Linked DNA regions of Mus musculus: region 2 is linked to region 1. Evidence: chromatin loops called from intact Hi-C (ENCODE). Cell type or tissue: left cerebral cortex. All regions are shown on one strand. Links, peaks and the distances in the headings refer to the core of each region. The heading gives the core; the rest is flanking DNA.

Region 1 (11,073 bases), core at 5,735-8,234:
CTGCTCTGAGGTCTGCGCTGCAGTCTTTTGCTGTGTTTTACTGCCTCCAATTTAATCTCTTAGAATTAATTACAACATGAATTTTCTTTTCTTTTCTTTTCTTTTCTTTTCTTTTCTTTTCTCTTCTGTTCTCTTCTTTTCTCTTCTCTCCTGTCCTGTCCTGTCCTGTCCTATCTTTTCTTTTTTATTTTTTTGAGACAGGATTTCACTGTGTACCCCTGGCCGGCCTGTAACTCACTATGTAGACCAGTCTGGCCTCAAAATCTCAGAAACCCATTTGCCTCTCACCATGCCCAGACATGTAAGAATTTTGCATTTAGGGCTTAGGATACTTTATAAAGATTATTAGGGGTGTTTTGTTGATCATGGTGCTTTAACAACATTTTGCTTATTTGGCATAACACCTATTATACATGTTGGTACTAAAGGCCAAACATATACTAGAATATGTTTTTGTTTAATTTTTTTAAAGATAGAGTCTTACTATGTAGCCCAGGCTGCCCTAGAATGTTCCATATAGCCCAGGATACCCTCAAACTTGCAGTGACCTCCCACCTCTTCCTGTCTACTGCTGGGATTATAGATCTGTGCCATTGTGCCCAGGTGTAGAATGCAGTTTTAATTCAGGGAATATGATACATAACAGTGTCAGAAGCCTAATCAGACTGCAGAAGTAACCGATGGTCTGCACCATTTTCAGGGACCATCTTTGCATATGGACAGACTGGGACAGGCAAGACTTTCACCATGGAAGGCGTTCGAGCAGTACCGGGGCTCAGAGGGGTCATCCCCAACTCATTTGCTCACATATTTGGTCACATCGCAAAAGCAGAGGGCGACACAAGGTAAGAGTGCTTCCGTTTCCTAATAGTGAGAGGTTCCGACTGGAAAGACTTAGAGGCATGGAAATTATAACCACTTTTCAGACATTGAGTGTTCCACCATTGTCCTTACAGGTTTTTGGTTCGAGTGTCATACTTGGAGATATATAATGAAGAAGTTCGAGACCTTTTGGGTAAAGATCAGACCCAGAGGTTAGAGGTAAGGATGGAATTAGAGTTAAAATAAAAATCGGAATAGAATGCCTGCCAAATTAAGGTTCTTTTTCTATAAAAGGTGCTTTTAAAACCCACTGCATATGTCAGTGCAGTCCCGTTTGAGCATAAGTCACCAAAGCGTGGCTGCTGAGTCGGGTTAGAACTGTGATAGATGCCCTGTTCCTTTCACCAGCTTGTCCCTGAATCCATTCCCAAGTGCTCAGCAGGTAAAGGGGCTTGCCGCTGAGCCTTGCCGCTGAGCCTTGCCGCTGAGCCTGAGCACCTGAGTTTGATCCCTGAGACCACAGGGTGGAAGGAGAGAACCATGAATTCTTTCCTTGGACTGTCCTGTATTTTCTTTGTGGTCCCATTACAAATAATTTTGTGTGTGGGCTTCCCTTGTATGTTCTTAGGCTTTGTCACCTCTGTGAGTGGAGGTGCGGTTCATAACTGTACCCCACCATATACCCCTGGGTGACAGTGGATACTCTGAGTATCTGGAACGCTTACCGTTATAAAAGTCTTAGGCATGACTTTTGTATTTTAGGTTAAAGAAAGGCCTGATGTGGGAGTATATATCAAAGACTTATCAGCATATGTAGTCAACAACGCTGACGACATGGATAGAATCATGACTCTAGGCCACAAAAACCGTGAGTGTGCTGTGTTACCGTGATGGGACGCCTGTCTGAGGGCTGGTCGAGAGTGTGCTGTGTTACCGTGATGGGACGCCTGTCTGAATGCTGGTCCAGAAGCAGATAAGATGGCTTTTGCCCTATAGAGGTTGAAGTTTAGTCTTTTATTTTATTATTATTAGTTATTGGTTTTGTTTTGTTTTTGGGAGACAGTGTTTCTCTGTGTAGCCTTGTTTATCTTGGAACTTGCTCTGTAGACCAGGCTGGCCTTGAACTCACCTAGATCCACCTACCTCTGCTTCCTCAGTGCTGAGATTAAAGGCGTGTGCCACCACTGCCTGTCGAATGTTTTTGTTTTAAGACCACTCATTTTATTATTATCTAGGAAATATATCTGAACGAACAGTAGTAGTGCAGATTGTTTTTCATACTGATTAAGTTTCTTTTTGTGACAGTCTTTTAAAAAATATTTTTATTTTATGTGTATTTTTAAAAAGATTTATTTATTTATTTTTATGTATGTTAGTACACCGTAGCTGTACAGATGGTTGTAAACTTTCATGTTGTTGTTGGGAATTGAAATTTTAGGACTTCTGCTCATTCCGGTCAACTCCGATGATCAGCCCTGCTTGCTCCAGTCAACCCTGCTCACTCCAGTCAATTCGCTTGCTCAGTCCCTGTTTGCTCCGGCCCAAAGATTTATTTATTATTATACATGGTACACTGTAACTGTCTTCTGACACACCAGAAGAGGGCATCAGACCTCATTTTGGGTGGTTGTGAGCCACCATGTGGTTGCTGAGATTTGAACTCAGGACCTTCAGAAGAGCAGTTAGTGCTCTTAACCGGCTGAGCCATCTCGCCAGCCCGTCCTTTATGTGTATGAATGTTTTGCCTGCATGTATGTAAGTGCACCACATGTATGCAGTGCCCACAAAGGACAGAAGAGGGCATCAGATCTCCTGGAATTGGAGTTACAGACAATTGTGATGAGTTATGTGGGTTCTGGGAACCAAACCCAAGTCTGCTGGAAGAAAAGTCAACACTCTGTAACTGCAGAGGCATCTCTCCAGCCTCTTTGCTTGTTTGTTTGTTTGTTTGTTTGTTTGTGACAGGCTTTCTCTGTATACCCTTGGCTGTTTGGTTGGCCTCGAACTCACAGATCCTCCTGCCTTTACCTCCCAAGTGCTGGTATTAAACACGCGTACCACCAAGCACTCCAGTCTCTAATAGTGCCAGTCTTTGAAGTAGTTTTGCTAGTTAATTTTTTTTTTGTTTTGTTTTCAAGACAGGTATCTCTGTGTAGCCCTGGCTGCCCTAGAACTCACTGTGTAGACCAAGCTGGCCTCAAACTCAGAAATCCACCTGCCTCTGCCTGTGAATGCTGGGATTAAAGGCATACACCACCATCACCACTACTGGGCAAGTTAAGTTTGGTAGCACTTTGACTGAACACTTATCGAGTAGGAGGTGCTTTTGCTGTGTGCTTTATGGGAATGATTGCTTATTGCTTAGTCTACCCTGGAGTCCATGGTGATTTGGGAGAGTGAGACATAGTTTAAATGCCATCTCTAAGGTCATAGAATTGCCAAGTGGTAGGACGAGTGAGTGAACCTAGGCTCTCTGTCTGAATTAGTTGGAATCTATACTGTTTCACTTCTGTTGAAAAGAAAAGCAAAATTAAATAACATTTTCACTTTCTAGTAATTGTTTTAGATTTTTCTTCTAGAGAAGAAACATTTTACCAGGTATAATGGCTTATACCTTTAATATAAGTATTTAGGAGGTAGAGGCAGGTGGACCTCTGAGTTTGAAGCCAGTCTTGTCCACATAGGAGTTTTAGGCCAGTCAGAGCTATCTTGCCCAGGATGGCCTCAAACTTGTAATCCTCCTGCCTCAGTCTCCTATATACTAGGATTACAAAAAATGAACCTCTGTCCTGTTTTAGCATGTGTTAAGATGTTTGTTTTTGTTTTTAGACACAGTCTCACACATAGCTCTGGCTGGCCTGGAACTTGATAGTAGGTGAAGCAGGTTCACAGAGATGCACTGGCTTCTGCCTCCTGAGCGCTGGGATTCAAGGCATGTGCCATCAGGCCCAGATCTTAGTGTCGTGAAAAGTTCCTGTGGTGTTGGCCTCTTTTGATGTTAATGGCTGTGGATTTGCCTCATATCTTCAGTGGCTGCTTAGTAACTTAGCTCTCCCAGAGTAGAGTGACAGCCTTGTACCAGGTCTTCCTGCTACTCACCCTTTCAAACGGTATTGCGCTGATTCTCCCTGCAACACCTGATGCGTGTGTGCAAGTCACTCTGTAGTTTGGAGTCCCAAACATAATTCTCTAAGGAGGGTTGAGTCATCAGCAGGGTGTTGTTGTTGTTGTTGTTAGGGTTTTTTTTTTTTTTTTTATCTAAATACCTTTTTTTCTTTTATTAGATATTTTCTTTATTTACATTTCAAATGTTATCCCCTTTCCTAGTTTCCCCTCCAAAAATCCTCTATCCCCTTCCCTGCTCCCCAGTCCACCCACTCCCGATTCCTGGCCCAGGCATTCCCCTACACTGGGGCATAGAACCTTCACAGGAGCAAGGGCCTCTTCTCCCATTGCTGACCGAGTAGGCCATCCTCTGCTACATATGCAGCTGGAGCCATGAGTCCCACCATGTGTTTTCTTTGATTGGTGATTTAGTCCCAGGGAGCTCTGGGGTACTGGTTAGGTCATATTGTTGCTCCTCCTAGGGGGCTGCAGACCCCTTCAGCTCCTTGGTACTTTCCTCTAGCTGGCTGTGAGCATCCACTTCTGTATTTGTCTGGCACTGGCAGAGCGTGGTTTTTTTGTTTTTTTGTGATGTAATCTTTTTTTCCCCAATAGAGAAGGTCTTGCTGTGTTGCTGAGGCGGCCTGGGTCACCTGAGTTGACATGCCCTCCTGCTTTAGGCTCTTAAGTAGACACTACTATGTTCAGTTTCATAGATAGTTACAATCTTTAAATTATAGTATTTTGGAGTGAAGTACAGAATTTTATGCTGTGATTATGTTATAATGTTAGTACTTTATAGATACTTTGGTTATAGTGTGAATTATAAAAGAAGTATACAATGGCCAAAATAACCTGTGGTTAATAGATATAATCAGTGGCTTTGACTGTGATGAAACCACGCATTTTAAATGTTCTGGATATTTAATGAGTTAAGCTGCTCTCTGGGCTGAGGATAGCTCAGGTGGTACCGTGCTTACTTAACATAAAGCCCTTGCTCAATTCCCTGTACTGCATAAGATAGGCCTGGTGGTAGTCAAGAGGTAGAGGTAGGAGACCAAAGTTTAAGGGTTGCCTGGGCTATAGCACACCCTGTCTAAACAAACAAAGTGACATAAGGGCATTGCGTTAACATTGTTTCTTTTCTTTGTTAAAGGTTCTGTCGGTGCGACTAATATGAACGAGCACAGCTCCCGATCCCACGCCATCTTTACAATTACTATAGAGTGCAGTGAGAAAGGCGTGGACGGGAACATGCACGTCAGGATGGGCAAGCTCCACCTTGTGGATCTGGCTGTAAGTACCAGATGCTACTTAAGTTCTTCTCTGGGGTCCAATGGCCTGTTAATAAAAATTAACTCAGAGGTTACATGTATAGTTACATGAAATTTCAAAGTGCTTATTATTATGGGATATCTAAAAGTATCATTATGTCACACACCATCAACATCTGTCAATCCCTCGCCAGGCTTTTTTTGTCTATTCTTACTCACTTCTTCCCTCTTTATTTTGAAGTGAATTTCAGATGTCATATGAGATATTTTAAATTACTTAAAAAAAAACAGAGCTGGGCGGTGGTGGCACACACGCCTTTAATCCAGGAACTTGGGAGGCAGAGGCAGGTGGATTTCTGAGTTCCAGGCCAGCCTGGCCTTCAAAGTGAGTTCCAGGACAGCCAGGGCTATACAGAGATAATTTTAAAAAATTAGCCCCCCGCCTTTTTTTTTAATCTGTTTATTGTTAGGGGTCAGAAAGACAAGCAAAAACTGGAGCCACAGGACAGCGCCTCAAGGAAGCTACCAAAATCAACCTTTCATTGTCTACCCTGGGCAACGTTATTTCTGCCTTGGTGGATGGAAAAAGCACTCACGTGCCGTATCGGAACTCCAAACTGACCCGTCTCCTGCAGGACTCCTTAGGAGGGAACTCAAAAACCATGATGGTAAGATGGCAGGGCGGCTAGTTCACAGAGGCAGACAAAGATCCTAACTAATGCCCGTCACTGGCGTGAGTCGCACCTCACAGACCAGTCCCTCTTCCTGTGTAATACACTGTGTAAGTAATGTGTCACGCTTGTATCATTTCCACACCTTTATGACTGACGCCATTTTCAAGAAGGCCTATTCGCATGTGTGCTTCAAGTGTGTTTGGTAACGGCGGTGTTAGAACTGTAGACTGATTTACATTTCTAATTCAACAGTGTGCAAATATTGGGCCAGCAGATTATAATTATGATGAAACTATCAGCACCTTGCGGTATGCCAACCGCGCCAAGAACATTAAAAACAAAGCGAGAATCAATGAGGACCCAAAGGATGCTCTGCTCCGCCAGTTTCAGAAAGAAATCGAAGAGCTGAAGAAAAAGCTTGAGGAAGGTAACTTCTCACAGAGATCACTGTCAGCTGGGGACCACAGCACTTGCTTCCTGTCAAGCAGTAGCCTCTGACATTGATATTTAAGGTATCGCTCTGTGTGTTGGACATGTGTGAGTGCAAGCACCCACAGGCCACAGTGCATTTGGGTCAGAGGATACCTGTGGGAGCCGGTTCTCTCTTGGCACTCTGATTCTAGGTCTCAAGTTGATGTCAGGCTTGCATGGCAAATATACTGCCTGCTGAGCCATTTGTTGGCCCCTAACATTGATATTTAAAAGTAATATTTCCGAGGAATATGTATTTTCTAAGAAAATGTTTTCCAGGATGATGTCTCAAGTGATGGTGGTAAGGAGCTTCCTGGTCACTTCCGGACACTCCCACACCATCCACAAGAGCTGTGGCTGGTATTAGCTCCCTGTGTGAAGGGCCTGTAGACCAAGCCTTTAGAGTCTTGGGGAAATGCAGAGAGGCCAACCTGCTGCGAATGTGTCTGGGGAAAAGCCAGATGCTGAGAAAAAGCAGAGAGAACTGCCTTGCAGATAATGGAACTGGCCACCTGTAAATGGCCACTAGGTGGCATTTATAGCCAGTTTGTTTCTGAGATACTTCACGCCCCAGTTAGTGCTGAGCACATGCCTTTATTTTGATGATTCACTTATTTTTCATATCTTTATAGATAAAATGTACATGATAAAAGTTGACATTTGACTCTGCTAGGCACCCCACAAAAGGAAAAAAATTGTGCATTGTTTGTGCTTCTGTGTTGGGCTTGTTCACAGTGTAAGGGCTCAGGGCTCGTCTGTGCGGGGCCTTGTTAGAATTTCTCTCTAGCTTAGATCACTAGGATTCATCCCGCCTCCACACGGTTTTGTGTCTCTAGTCCTCTTTTCCGGTGTGAGTTGCTGCATCTCTTGGTTCGTGTGAATGGTGTGACTGCACATTGGATACACACAGAGTCAAGTCTGTGCAGATGGTGCCGTGCATGTATGTGCCCAGAGGCAGTCATGCGACCGACAGTCATGTTGTTTGTGACAGGCTTCACTTTATTGTGTCCTTCTGACCCCGTGCTCTTGTTTTTATGATCTAGTTAATAGAATGATCATAAACAATAAAATGTAGGCAAAAGCATTAAAATAATAATTTTATAAATGTATTTTAAAATTATTTGAGGCATGTCAAAGTTCATATAGTACAGATGGTTTCCATCTGCCCATGTGTGGCATCACTCACATCAGAGTCTTGTTATTGAGCCCAGAAAATGCTGAGTCAGAACCACTCACCAACCTGCGCGCTACTCAGACTTTGCCTGTTTTCCTCCAGTGAGGCCCTGTGTGAAATGGCAGCTTATGACTGTTCGTTCTCTTGATCTTTTTGATATAGAGTCTCACTCAGTAGCTCCCAAAGACTTGCGACTCTTTAAAAACATAAATGTCAGGGCTGGAGAGAAGGCTCAGCGGCCGCTCTCCTACAGGACCTGCTTTCTATTTTTAGTCCCTACACAGTGGCTTACAGCCATGTAAGCACCCATGTACATAAAATTCAAAACAAAGGTAGAAATCTTCAGCAGAAAACAGGAGAAAATGCTCCCCAAAATGATCACAATTTCATTTTTTAAATTTTTAAAAAAGTGTGTTTTTTTAAGTCTATTTACTTATTTTATATGTATGTGAGTACGCTGTTGCTGTCTTCAGACACACCAGAAGAGGGCATCAGATCTCATTACAGATGGTTGTGAGCCACCATGTGGTTGCTGGGAATTAAACTCAGGACCTCTGGAAGAGCAGCCAGTGCTCTTACCCACTGGGCCATCTCTCTAGCTCTTCAGATCACAATTGTAAAAAGCAAATGCTAGTTCATGATCCTTGTATGTGCTTAAAGCTATGCTCACAATGGATCAGATTTTTATTCTGTAAAAATAAAATTTTTAGGTAGGCATGAAGGTACACACCTTTAATCCCAGCACTCAGGAGACAGATGCAGGCAGAGTGCTGTGAGTCCCAGGCCAGACAGGACATAGTGAGATCCTGTCTCAAAATAAAATGTCCATGTACATAGTGTGTGTGGTTGCATGTGATCTGTACATGTGCACAGGCTTAGAGACAAGAGGACAGTGCAGGTGGTGTTCCTTTTGGGACCAGGGGAAGACGGGATCTCTCACTGGCCTGGACTTCACCAAGTGAATTGCTAGCTTGTTAGCAAACTCCAGGAATCCTGCAGTCTCCACCTGCCCTTTTAAACATCGGATACACTATCCAGAACATTTAAATGGATTTTCAGTTTGCATTTGGTGCAACAAAAACTTAATGAAGAGAACAGATAAAGGTGTTTTCTAAATAGCCAATAATGGCATGGTAACAGACTAAAAGTCATTGTTAAATTTCTCTCCAAGGGGAAGAAGTGTCAGGCTCTGACATCAGTGGGTCAGAGGAGGATGACGAGGAGGGTGAACTTGGAGAAGATGGAGAAAAAAAGAAAAAGAGAAGGGGTAAGTTTTGCTCATGCTCTAACCAGTTGGAACTGGCTAGAGCTGCCCCCTGATGATGCAGTGGCCACTTTTTATTTGCTGTTTTTAATTAAGGTAGTGGTTCCAACAGGGAGTGCATGCTACATGCAGTTAACCTTGTAAACTTGTTGTTTATCTTGCCACCTAGGATGCCATATCATCGCTTGTAAAATTTTAAGTTGTAAAACTCTGCGGTAGTAGACACAGCATTGGGCAGTTTTACATCTTTGTTAGTTACCTATTTGCTTTTGAGATTAGGACAATGTGGGATTTCTTTTCAAGGGATGTTAGTTGTTAAAAGCCATGTGCCCAGAGCTAAATTTGAATGAGGACTACAGGTTTTCCTCGAGTTCCTTTCTTTGTGAACCGTGGGTCATTCTTACCCTGTAAGCCTGTGGTGCTGAGGAGGCTGCAGACAGCACATAGAAAAGGATGTCCCTGCCTCATTTCACACTCAGACCTCTCCTCAGCTACTGCAGGCTGTGCACATTCATAGTTAACCAAATCGTTTCTTGTTGAAAACAGACCCCTTACTGCTTGATGGGGAAGCCTAAGTCGAAACTGAAGATTCTGTACAATCAGAACCTTCAGGGGAAAAGCACCGTTGTAGGGCAGGAGTTGGCAGACTGCAGCGTGCTGGGCAGATCCTTGTGGAACCTGCTTTTGTAAATAAAGTGTTTGAAAGCAGCCATGCTCATTTGTTTACTTGTGGTCTCTGGCTCTTTCACACTAAAGCATGTGGCCTGGCTGTTGGGCCTTTTGCAAAAACTGTCAGCTGTCCCTGACTTTCAGAGCTAGTTAGTTTTCTGACCTGAAAGCAGATAATAGACTTATTAAAAGTAAATTTTATGTAGAAAAACAGTGCCACTGTTTAATATGTTAGGATATTTTAAAGTAGGGGCTGGTGAGATGGCTCAGCGGTTAAGAGCACTGACTACTCTTAGCAACCCACATGGCAGCTCCCAACTGTCTGAAACTCCAGGTCCAGAGGATCTGACATCCTCAAATACCAGTGCACATTAAATAAATAGATAGATAGATAAAATATTTTTTTTTTAAAAAAGCTATCTTGCCGGGCGTGGTGGCGCACACCTTTAGTCCCAGCACTTGGGAGGCAGAGGCAGGCAGATTTCTGAGTTCGAGGCCAGCCTGGTCTACAGAGTGAGTTCCAGGACAGCCAGTGCTATACAGAGAAACCCTGTCTTGAAAAACAAACAAACAAACAAACAAAAAAGCTATCTTAAAGTACCACGTCCTGAGAAGCTTCACATTTTCCGGTGATCCTCGTCAGTTATACTCCAGAGCTTTAAACATAAGGAAGTAAAGCTGCTGTCTCGAGGGGAGGAGGGGAATTGGAGACAATGTTGTCTGTGATGAAGAACAGCTTATTTTTATAGTGTGAATTGTGTGACTTTGTGGTTTAAAGCAGTTTCTCCTCCTTAGCAGCTTAGATAGATTTGCCTGTCACCGAGTGACTTTCCTGTCATTTCAACCCTCTGAATAATTATGTTTTAGATGAGTAGTGGGGTTTGCCACTGCTGCAGATCTTTAAAGAAATGCATGGCTTTGTGGCGAGAGTTCAGTGGCGGGACTACCTAGTTTCAAGCTGGAGTGAGTCGCGCTTGAATGCAAAGCTTCAGTGTCCCCTGAGTCCTCCTGCAGAACTCAGGTTTTCTCTGTGTACTTGTTCAATCTTGTTCCTCTCTCTGGTTGCCGTGGGCTCGTTTCTTTGTCTTCCAGGCAGTAGCAGCAGCAGTAGCTCAGACTCCACATGTTCTGTCATAGAGAAGCCCCTGGATGAGTTCTTGCCTCGTGAGTGGCGGCCCTCACCTTCTCTAACAGAGCTCTGGCTTCTCCATCACTCATGGGCTTCATTTGGGAGATGCTGCCCCACTCCCTGTCATGACTGGTCCATGTTGGGCTCCCTGTAGAACAAGCATGTGATCCCCACCCTGCCATGGCGTCAGTGAACTGTGAAACATAGGCCAGAGCCTATGTTTGAGACAGTGGGAGAGAGATTCATGCTTTTGCCACTGAGATAATGTAAGAGAGCCAGTAAGCTGTGTGAAAGAATAATTCACAGGGTTCTTTCTTATGCCTCATACATTTTAAATTCTGGTCGGTGTAAGAGACACAAACAACAAATCTTGAATCTCTACAAGCACAAATTAAAGTTTGTTGGTGCAGCAGCACACACTGTAACAAGCCATACGTGCTCCAGATAAAGCGATGTGTGAAGCCCGAGGCGGAGAGAGAAGCCTGAGTGGT
Region 2 (11,073 bases), core at 3,488-5,987, 120 kb before region 1:
GGCTCCCTGCCTCTAGGTCTTTGACTCAGAAGGAGGTCACAGGAGTGTGTCCTGGAGAGGCCCTCCAGACCAAACCGGCTGGCTGTGGTCGGAGAATCTCTGAGACCTCGGTGTCTACTCCGGGCCCCTCCCTCCCTGAAGATGACGTGTTCCTGAGAGAAGCCAAAACACCGTCACCTCAAGATTCCCAAGGGCTCCCCACCAGGTGAATCCCTTCCTGTGTCCAAACACAGAGAGACACTCTCCTAACACATATACATCTAAAAAATGCCAAAGGGCTGGGAACTCTCTCAGGTAATGCCCAGGTGTTGGGGGATGGCGGCAAGCAGCCAGACCTTGAGCTCTTGTCTGCACCAGAGCCTTTTCTGATTCAGTATCCCGTCTACTTCCAGCACCTCCTACCGGCAGTATGAAAACGACTTAAGCAAAAAAGCTGGTCAGATTGCAGTTTCAGCAGAGAGACCCCTCCATGAGACTCCAGGGATCACGGGTACAGAGGACTGTGGGCAAGCGGTGAACGGCTCTGTGGATCTCTCCAGACCCACAAGCATTCCAGAGACTACAAATGACGACATCCCAACCTTTGACACTAATGGGACCACTGACCCCTCTGCAGCTACAGAGAAAAAACCCCTCAAGCCTCCCCCAGTCGATGTCTTGAGACCTTCAGACTCTGAGACTCCAGGGTCCCCTCACCACACTTCCCTGACTTGGGGCCAGTTTGATTCCAAGACTACTTGGCCTAGTCGGCATTTTGAGGCGCTGGTTCAAGAGCTGGCCAGACTGGATCCCTCTTTGAGCCGTACTCTTGCCGCCCAGCCCGGTCCAGAGCCACCGCAGGGCCTGCTGGATGGGCTTTTTCCTGTCGAAGAGATCCGAAGTGCGATGAGGCCAGCCCTTGAGGAGATGGGAGAGAAGGCTGCTGGCGCATCGGAGGAAGGGTGAGCATTAAGGACTCCTGATTCTGAGTATCTGCAGTCTAAGGCAGAAAGATTCAGAGAACTTTGGCTTTGTCCTCAGGTCTTGTGGACACCACCTCACGCAGGACCTGCAGACTTCCCAAGAGGCATCAAGGTCTGAAAACTCTACCCCCGACCCTGACCAATCAAGTGGCCAGGAATTCCCAGAAGGAAACAGCACCCAGGCCAAGAAAGTGAGTGGGGGAAGGGGTGGGGTGGGTAGGGGGATGGAAGCTGGGTGGGGCCGCGGCTTAGTGTCTGGTTGGAGAAATCCAGACTTGGCCCAGTTTTTGAATACTTAGGCCCTCCCGGTAGGTGGAACTAGCCCGCCTCCTCCAAAAGATGCTGCAGGATCTTCACGCTGAGCAGGAGCGACTGCGGGGGACCGCCGCAGACTGGACCCAACGCAACGGAGCTCTAGAGGCTGCTGTGAGCCAGGCCTGTACACCCCGGGAGCTGGAACGGTTCCGCCGGTTCATGACTGATCTAGAGCGTGTGCTTGGTCTGCTGCTGCTGCTAGGCAGTCGCCTGGTCCGTGTAAACCTCGCCTTGGCTAGGGCGGGCTCAAACAGCGACCCTGATGAGAGGGTAAAATAGGTTGAGGTTGGGGGAAGAGCAGGGTTTGGAGGGGCCTTCCTTCTACCGCCCGGATCATCCGGGAAGCAACGGTGTTCACTGCGCCCTCTCCCGGTGGTTCCAGGCCTCTCTGCTGCAGCGACTCCAACTTCTGCAGCGACAGCAAGAAGAAGCTAAGGAGCTGAAGGAGCACGTGGCTCGGCGGGAGCAAACCCTGCGTCAGGTGTTGGAGCGGGAGCTGCCCGCAGAGCATCTGCGCTCCTATTGTGTGCTGCTGGCCTCCAAGGCCAGGATCCTGTCACAGCAGCGCAGCCTGGACGATCGAATCCGGTTCCTTAAGGACCAACTGGACACTATCTGGAGCGACCTCAGCCATCATCCCCTTTCTCCCAGACTGACCTGGGCCCCAGCAATCCGTCCTCTAAACAAACAACCTTTTCTTGCTACCCTTATCTAGTTACATGTAGCGGAGGTGGGAACATTGTCCCAGGCTCACCCACAACTGGGGCGATGCTTTATAGAGAGCTTTCCCTTGAGGGAGTAGGGAGGAGTCAGACCAGGCCTTCCTAGGACACATCTTCCCACGGTGTTCTCCTGTGACCTTATTCAAGTTTGTAATTCTTTGGGAATTTGTGGGTCGTAAAAACTGCAGTATTCAAAGCCTGGCCTGGTGGTGTAGCTGTACTCCCCGCTATATGGGAAGCTGAAGATTTCAAGTGTAAGGTCTATCCGGGCTACAAAGGGAACTCAAAGCCAGCCTGGACAACTTAGGAGACTCTCCCTCAAAATAAGACGTAAAAAGAGGGCTGCAGGGTTTCGGGTTAGGTATACAGGGTTGGGGGAGGTCTGCCTCCACAAAAGACAGAAAAAAGAAGTCTGCAGGGGTGGGAGTTGGGGATACAGGGTTGGGGGTGTGTGTGTGTGTGAAGAGATGGACCAGCAGTTAAGATCACGTGCTGTTCTGCCAGAGGACCTGGGTTTTATTTCACGCATCTATGGTATATGGCCCACACCCGTCTGTAACTCCAGTTCCAGGGAATCTGACACTCTCTGGTTTGCACACAGGTAATGCACAGACATACATGCAGGCACAACACCCCTAAATAAACAAATAAATATAAAAGTAACTTAAAGAGAGGGCTACAGATAGAGCTGTAGAGTGCTTGCTTGCCATGTGTGAGAGTCTGGGTTCAAGCCCTCATAGAGCGACCACAAAAACAAAGCACAAGCCGGGCGTAGTGGTGCACGCCTTTAATCCCAGCACTTGGGAGGCAGAGGCAGGCAGATCTCTGAGTTCAAGGCCAGCCTGGTCTACAGAGTGAGTTCCAGGACAGCCAGGGCTACACAGAAAAACCCTGTCTCATAAAACAAAACAAAAACAAACAAACAAACAAAAACAACAACAACAAAAACAAAAAAACCAAAGAACAAAACCAAAAAAAAAAAAAAAAAAAAAAGCATGAGGAAGGATTATAAACCCTGCACACTCCCGTGTGATGGCGAGTCCCTCTGTCAGAGTTGGTGGGAGGCAGGAGGGTCAAGAGAGAAGAAGCTTAAGGTATAAACAAGCATTGCATTTTATATTCTAATAAACTCTCTAAGAGGAGCATGCATTGCCTGCAGCCGACAAGGGAAACTAACACTCTCTCTCTCTCTCTCTCTCTCTCTCTCTCTCTCTCTCTCTCTGTGTGTGTGTGTGTGTGTGTGTGTGTGTGTGAGATTGACAAACTCCAGCAACAGTCCAGGCTGACCAAAATGGAAGAGAGACTTGGTAAAGTGTCAGTCTGGCTCAGCAATGTCTGAAGAGACTGGAGAACCAGGTTTGAAAGCAGGAGGGGCTGAGGGGCATTCCACTGACCCCCACCCCCACCCCAGCAATTGCTAACTGCCCTGGTAACTGGATCACCACACAAAAGCATTTGCTATAGAAGTCTGATAACCTGAGTTCAAACCCCAGATTCCACAGAAGAACCAACTCCCAGAAGTTGTCTTTCTTTCTTTTTCTTTTTTTGTAATTTATTTATTCTTTTATGTATGAGTACACTGCTGCTGTCCTCAGACACACCAGAAGAGGGCATCAGATCCCATTACAGATTACAGATGGTTGTGAGCCACCATGTGGTTGCTGGGAATTGAACACAGAACCTTTGAAAGAGCAGTCCATGCTCTTAACCGCTGAGCCATCTCTCAAGCCCCAGAAATTGTCTTTTGACCCAACACAAATGCTGTGGCAGTCACACACCCATACACAAACACATGGTTTTGTCTGACCCTTACCAACTAACTATGCCTCCAAAATAAATATAGAAAGAAAGAAAGAAAGAAAGAAAGAAAGAAAGAAAGAAAGAAAGAAAGAAAGTCTGCTGAAGTTAGAGTCTGTCATCATAGCATTTGCCAGGCTGTGTGGAAGGTTTTTCTTGAGAACCATGAGTTACAGATGAAGATGAGGCCTGAAGTCCCAGAAAGGCAGCTAGGGCTTGTACTGTATTTAGAGAAGACTGATCCTGGGGTGGTATGTGATGGTCCAAAACACAGGACAAAACCGGCTCCATTTGTTCAGCCCTATGTACAGACAACCAGCTTTGCAAATTAACATGAGACCCGAGTCAGTATATCAGTTGCAAACAGCAGGGATAAGAATATTTTCTCTCAAAGGCTCAGGGTATTTTTGGAAGTTGGGCACATTAAAGGGCGCGTGTATGTGTATTTAAAGCCAATGGGCCTCAGAGCGAAAAAAATCTCTGCTTCTGGGCTTGTTTTCTGATGTGTATTGTCACTAAGTGCAAATGGCTGAGAACTGTAAATGGCCCTATTCATACTAAAGGCATCAGTTGCAACAGTCGGGCTATTGAGCACAGAACAATGTTCTCATTGTGATATTTTATAAAACGCATATGGGGCTCCTGCTGAGGCCATTGCAGGTCTAACGTTATGCTTTCCTTGTGTCGCCTTGAACCCTGTGGGCAGGGTCCGGGCACTAAGGTCTCTTGGAGGAGCCTTCTGCGTGGAAGCTGCTGATCTCTGCCTGTTGCCCTACGCAATTCCCATTTGAAACATCATGCTTCTGTTATGATATTCTTAGAAACACACCTAACACTGTCCACTCAGCCAATGGAAAGTGTGTATTTCAAAGCATTTCTGGCTTATGGGTGGGTATAGGGACGACTGCCATCTTTAGGCTAGAACAAACCTTGGTTCTGCGCCAGATTTTTCGAAGGGGAAATAACGAGATTTCCGTGCTCAACCCTGACAGTTTTTGAGTCACAGTTCCAGAGCTGGTCCTTGGGTCCAGCCTGATCTTGTCTCGTTCTTGCCTCAGTTTTTATCCTGTCCAATCGGTGGTTTCTTTTGAGGGCACTCAAGAATTCACAGCAGAGCATCGCAGACTTCAAGACTTTTGGGGGGTACTTGGAACCTGATGCGTTCGTTGGCCCTGCGATACACCGCCAGCAGATGGCACTGTTCCCTTATCATGGAAGCTTCCACCCACACCGTGGCCACCGGCAGCCTAGGGAGCTCGCACAAGCTCCAGTCTAGATACCAGGACTTGGCCTGGCTCTGATGGGCAATGTCCCTGTTGGGCTTGAAGGCTGGAACTGAGCCTTTTGCTTCTGTCAGAAAGAAATTCTGGCTAGCTAAGAAGGAAAAGGCTAGCTTGCCTTTCACTGCCAACAGGCCTGCGTTGGAAAATTGTTGACTAAATGAGATGTGCCGAGGAGAGAAGCTGGGGATGTGGGCCCAGAGCATCCGTTCAAGAACGTATCTGTCCGCTGCCTCCGCAGTTTGAGCAGTGATTCGGTGTCGCTCTCTCCCTCGGCTGCTGGAGGCGGCGCTCTGGGCCTTGCTGGATGTTTGGCTTTGGCTGCTGTTGCTGGGCAACAGGCATCACCGCGGCCTCCCTCCCGCTCATCCCGCCCCCGCTCTTCCACCTCCTCCTAAGAATTTAATTGGTGTACTTTTTACTTTAATACTGTAAATTGGAAATGGAATGGGGAAGCTATGTTCTTCGGCACCCCAAGCTGTCGAGAACATTCTGCTCGTTACAAAACGTTCCTCAGTCAGTAACTAGCGGAAACTCTGGGTCCTCACAGATACTGATGGAGGCACTGGCCATTCAGATGGCAGAGGCTCCCAGGGAAGGTTAGGGCAAATGCTCTGTACCCAGAAGAGGTGAATGGTGGGATAAAGAAGGACTACACTTTCTGTGAAGAAATCCTCTCAAGATTCCTGGTGTTACTGTCACAACTCAGCCACCACGCTTAGGGGGCTACTGTCTGTTATCTTTGGTATTTAAATCACTCAGCTTTTCCACCAAGAGAATTTGGTTCCCCACCCCCTCCCGGGGGGGGGGAGAGGAATGGATAAAGATTTCTTCTTTCTCTTCCCCCTCCCCCTCTATGCTTTCTCTTCTTTTCCTGTATCCCCCTCTTCCACTTCCCCTCCACCTTGGATCCTCTTTCAACTCCTCCTCCTCCTCCTCCTCCTCCTCCTCTTTTAGATTAATTTATGTTCACTATTTTCTTGCATGCGTGTCTGTGTGCCACATGCGTGCTTGATGGTGCCTTTGGAGATCAAAAGAAGGAGGAACAGGAGTCCCTGACTTTGGAGCGGGAACCCCTGACTCTGCAGCAGGAGCCCCTGACTCTGGAGTGGGAACCCCTGACTCTGGAGCGGGAACCCCTGACTCTGGAGTGGGAACCCCTGACTCTGCAGCAGGAGCCCCTGACTCTGGAGCAGGAACCCCTGACTCTGGAGCAGGAACCCCTGACTCTGGAGTTACAGATAGTTGTGAAGGGCCACGTAGATACTGGGAACAGAACCCAGGTCCTCTGCCAGAGCAAGCAGGGATCTTAACCACTGAGCCACCTCTCCAGCCCCTGAGAGCATCTTTACAAAGATTGGCAGGTGCTTTCAGCTCACTTGGTGGCAGTTTAGATGGAGAAGGTAAGGATAGTAGAGGGATGTGAGCTAAGAAAGACGGTATTCACTTGGGAGGCAGAATCAGGAGGATATGTGTGAGTTCAGGGCCAGTGTGGTCTACAGAGTGAGTTCCAGAACAGCCAGGGCTACATAAACAAACCCTGTCTTGAACCACCACCCCACCCCACCCCCACCCCCCAAAAGGGAAGGAACAAAGAGACATAGCTCAGTGATTGAAGATACCAGATGCCAATCCTGACAACAACCCGGTTTTATCTCTGGGACCTGTACAGCAGAAGGAAAGAGCTAACTCCTGGAAGTCATTCTCTGGCCTCCACACATGTGCCATCTCTCTCTCTCTCTCTCTCTCTCTCTCTCTCTCTCCCTCCCTCTCTCTCTTTCTCTCTCTCTCTCTCTCTCTCTCTCTCACACACACACACACACACACACATGCCCATACACATGCACATAACATAAAAAAATTAATAAAATATTGAAAGAGTGATATTGTTGGTTCTAAAGAGGATGGCTATTATTTTGAGACAAGACCTCAAGTACCCCAGGCTAGCCTTGAACTCTGTATATCAATATTCAGGATGACATTGAGTCCCTAGTCTTCTGTCTCACCTTATGGGGTCACAGGAATGTACCCCTATACCCACCTGATGATTTTAATTTATTTTTTTTGAGAAAGGGTCTTACTATTTAGCCCTGGCTCGCCTAGAACTTATCAATGTAGACCAGGCTAACCTGGAACTCACAAGAAATACTCCTGCCTCTACTTTCTGAGTGCTGGGATTAAAGGCAGGCACTATTATGTCTGCCTTAGATTTAAATATGTATATATGTACATGTCTATTTAAATACTATTTAAATATATGTATGGAAGGAGGAGAGAGAGAGAGAAAGAGAGAGAGAGAGAGAGAGAGAGAGAGAGAGAGAGAGAGAGAGAGAAGACCAGGGGAGGACATAGCTGAAGTAGCAAGGTTAGAACAAGAGTGAGAAACTAGGGGAGGGAAGCCCATGAGCTGGAGAAGTTTAGGGTAAGAGGCAGGGTGAGAAGGTCCAGGATGCTAGCACTGACTCTGTAACAGGTTCTTGTAATACTGAGGGAGCGTGGAGGCCATCATATATGTTAGTATGACAATGGGCACTACAGATAGCCACTTGACCTTTCTACCAGTGATAAGGAGGCGGACTCCTTTGGTAGTTCCTGAGAAATGCTGGCTTTTGTCTAATTGACAGAATTTGACAATGAGACCCTGTCTCAAAAGGAACAAAAAATATTATTTTATGTATATGGGTGTTTTGCCTGCATGTATGTGCCTGCAGAATCCAGTAGAGGGTGTCGGATCCCCTGGAACTGGAGTCACAGATGGAATGGGACCGGAAGCTGCCATGTCAGTGCTGGGAATAGAACCTAGATCATCTGGAGAAGCAGTCAGTGCTCTTACCTGCTGAGCCACTGCTCCAGCCCTGTTGATCCTATTTTAATTGCTACCATACAAAAGTGGGTTAACTCCCCTTTACATTTTTCCTAATAGAATGAAGTATGTTTGTTTGCAAACACAAATGTGGGTTTTTTTTTTTTGGGTTTGGTTTGGTTTGTTTTTGTTTGTTTGTTTGTTTGTTTTGTTTTGTTTTTTTAAAAGAATGATGTAAAGCAAATCCTGGAAACAACTCAGCACCCCCAACCCCTGCCCATAGGTTGCAGATCTCCGAGAGTCCTAACTATTCACTTGGTGTCGCTCCTTCTCCCGCAGTCTGCAGGATGGGAACTGCCAGTCTTTCATCCCACAGAGGACAGAGATGGAGTGTGGAGAATAGCCCAGAGTCACTGTTTTCGTGTCTGGTCCTGTGATTAAAAACAAAGTAAGGGAGTGAGGCTTTAATCAGAATGGCAGTTCCAGGGTGCAGTCCATCTGGGCAGAGAATGCAAGGCCGCTGGTGGTTGGAGCAGCTGGTCACACCGTGTCCAGACAGGAAGCAGAGAGAGATGAATGTGAGCTTGTCTCTACTCAGCTTCCTCTCTCTGTTTTACACAGTCCAGGATTCCCTGCCCAGGGTGTGGTCCCACCCAAGATCAAGTCATATAATCAAGGTAATTTTCAGAAGCCCATCTCTCTAGATGCTACCAGATTCAGGTCGCCAACACTAACCCTCACAGTCAATGAATGGGTTTAGGGATGATGCTATGCCTCTCTGCCACTTACTAGATGTGAACCTGGACACGTTTCTTCTGACTATTGCAGCCTTTTAACTTCCTGACTTAAAATCGAGACATTAATGGGCCAGCGACATGGTTCAGGACTTAGAAGCTTGGTGAGCAAGCGTGATGACCAGAGTTCAGTCCCAAAAACCAATATTGATGCCAGATGGGCATGGTGGCCCACCTGTGATTCTAGCCTCCGAAGACAGAGACCGGAGATCCTTAGAGCAAGCTGGCTAGGGAGACTTAGCTATATCCACGAATCCTAGGTTGACTGAGAGACCCTGCCTCACTGCAGAAGGTGGAAGAGCGGTTGGGAATTATCTCAGCCGTCAACCTGAAGCTTCAACATGCATTTGCACCCATCCACGTGCACCCTCCACTATGTGCGTCTGCACAAGCGCGCACACAAACACATGCACACATGGGGTGGGTGAGGAGAGCATCCAGATACGGATAGTCTGTGGCACACACAAGGCTTGTTAATAACTTCAGCACATTGAAACTGTGCCTGGAACATACTTAACAAACACAGCTTGCAGATTCATTACCCGTGTCCTGAATCTTCAATTAGGCAATCGAGGCTTGTTCTGGAGTAAACCCCGCCTCCATCAAAGGCACTGTAAAACACTCACACATACCTGCAGCAACAATTGTCTTCCATGAAAAGCCCACTCTCCTGGGACAACCTTTAGCACCTTAACCGTCTCAACAGTTAACTTTTCGATTACATTTATTTATTTGTTTACATGTGCCTGGGTGCATTTCATGGTGAGTGTGTGTGTGTGCATGTTTACTTGTGTGCAGGTGCAAATGTGTGTGTGGGTGCACGCGCATGCCCACATGCGTGGTCTCCAGAAGGCAACCGCAGGTGCCTTTCCTCAGATGCTGTCCCCTTGCATTTTTAATTTGTGCCTTCTGTGGATTTTTGTTCTGTTCTGTTTTGGTTTTGGCAGGATTGCTCAGTAGCCTGGATCTCACTAAGTAGGCTAGGCTGGCTGGGTCCAGGGTACCCTCTGTCTCTGCCTTCCCAGCAGTGAGATTACAGGAATGTGCCACCATACCTCGGATTTATATCATCATCATCATCATCACCATCACCACCACCACAATCATCATCAATTTATTTGTGTGCATGAGTGTTTTGCCTGCATACCATTTGAGTGCCTGGTGCCCCCGAAACTCAGAAAGGATGCCTGACCTCCTGAACTGAAGTTTCAGAGGTTGGGAGCTGTCATGTTCCATCATTCTGAGAACCAAAGCCAGTCCTCTGGAAGAGTGACCAGTGCCCTTAACCCCCGACCCACTTCTCCAGCCCCACTCCAGGTTTTCTTGTTTGTTCGTTTGGTTGGTTTTTAGAGACACGGTCTCTCTATGTAGCCCTGGCTGTCTTGGAACTCACTGTGTAGACCAGGCTAGCTTTGAACTCACAGCAATCCACCTGTTTCTGTCTCCCAAGTGCTGGAATTAAAGGCGTGTGCCATACACCTGGCCACCTGGAATTTTTTTTTAAATATATGGATTTTTAGGATCATGAGTTTATGAAGCAAGCACTTTACCAACTCACCTCTCTCTCTCTCTCTCTCTCTCTCTCTCTCTCTCTCTCTCTCTAACTAGTGATTTTCTTTTAAGAAAATAAACATACGATTCTTCTCACACACTGTCATTCTCACTGACTTCCCTCACAGTTCCAGAACAGTCTCGACCTGCGAGGGAACAGCAATGGTTCCTAACACCCAAGCTGTGGGGTTATTGATTCTTCACTCTTAGCAAACGATTCATGTCACTTGGAGGTTTTCAGGATCCTGGGGAAACATGAAGATTTCCCTGGCAGCTGACGTAGCTCTCCTGGGAGGTAAGCTCTCTGTGATCGCTGGTTCTCTTCGCTGCTCTTTGTCTCTCAAGCGAGGTCATGTCTGCCCCTGGGACCTTTGTCACCCCTTCTCAGTCTGGCTTTTCCTTCACCACAGAAAACCTCTTAATGTTTCATTCTGCCTCCTGGAGCTTGAGCTACACCAAATTGCTGTGATTATTGCCTCTCCACATTTTTTCTGCAGAGGCAGATGATTTAATTTGCATTTTAAAATAATTTATGCAGGCTAGCTAGAATTCCCGGCAGAGGAAGCAGAAAGAGTGGGATTGGGGCTTGCATTTATCCGTAGTTCACGGCTATAATGCCTGTGTGGTTGATTCCTTTCCTTTGCAAAGAAATCCGAACTCTTTGAATATAGAATGCTTGAGTGGGGCGGTGGGAATATAAAGAGGACATTCCATAGATAAAACAGGAGCAGGATGTAGCTAGTGGGTGATTTTGTCCAATATGGGAGACACCCTGGATTCACTCTTTATTTAGCCCTGGGGAGGGGTGGGGAGGAAGGAAGAGGGCAGCATGATGGTCCAGCAGGAACA

The links. Peaks named below come from ENCODE experiments on the same cell type or tissue, not always from the same donor. Only the 100,000 strongest peaks of a DNase experiment are listed, where the experiment ranks them.
Region 2: a loop joins it to region 1, with 6 times the contacts of the local background. A loop is called at or near these places in 11 of 42 quality-filtered maps.

What each region holds. Positions count from the first base shown.
Region 1 is chr11:53,578,144-53,589,216 of GRCm38, forward strand. It overlaps Kif3a (kinesin family member 3A), which reads left to right. Exons shown (of 18, transcript NM_008443.4): 3 at 701-845; 4 at 957-1,041; 5 at 1,585-1,690; 6 at 5,084-5,223; 7 at 5,672-5,869; 8 at 6,128-6,302; 9 at 8,692-8,787. Among named protein-coding and RNA genes, the nearest start is that of Kif3a, 16 kb to the left of the region's middle. In left cerebral cortex, for the core only: CTCF peaks have their summits at 6,875 (motif pointing right) and 8,004 (motif pointing right); a DNase peak (open chromatin) is centred at 6,871.
Region 2 is chr11:53,465,104-53,476,176 of GRCm38, forward strand. Shroom1 (shroom family member 1) reads left to right here. Exons shown (of 8, transcript NM_027917.3): 4 at 17-205; 5 at 393-941; 6 at 1,021-1,153; 7 at 1,275-1,547; 8 at 1,660-2,663. The coding sequence ends at 1,992. Among named protein-coding and RNA genes, the nearest start is that of Sowaha, 9.6 kb to the right of the region's middle. In left cerebral cortex, for the core only: CTCF peaks have their summits at 3,598 (motif pointing right) and 4,986 (motif pointing right); DNase peaks (open chromatin) are centred at 4,736, 5,028 and 5,335; H3K4me3 peaks cover 413 bases; H3K27ac peaks cover 2,493 bases.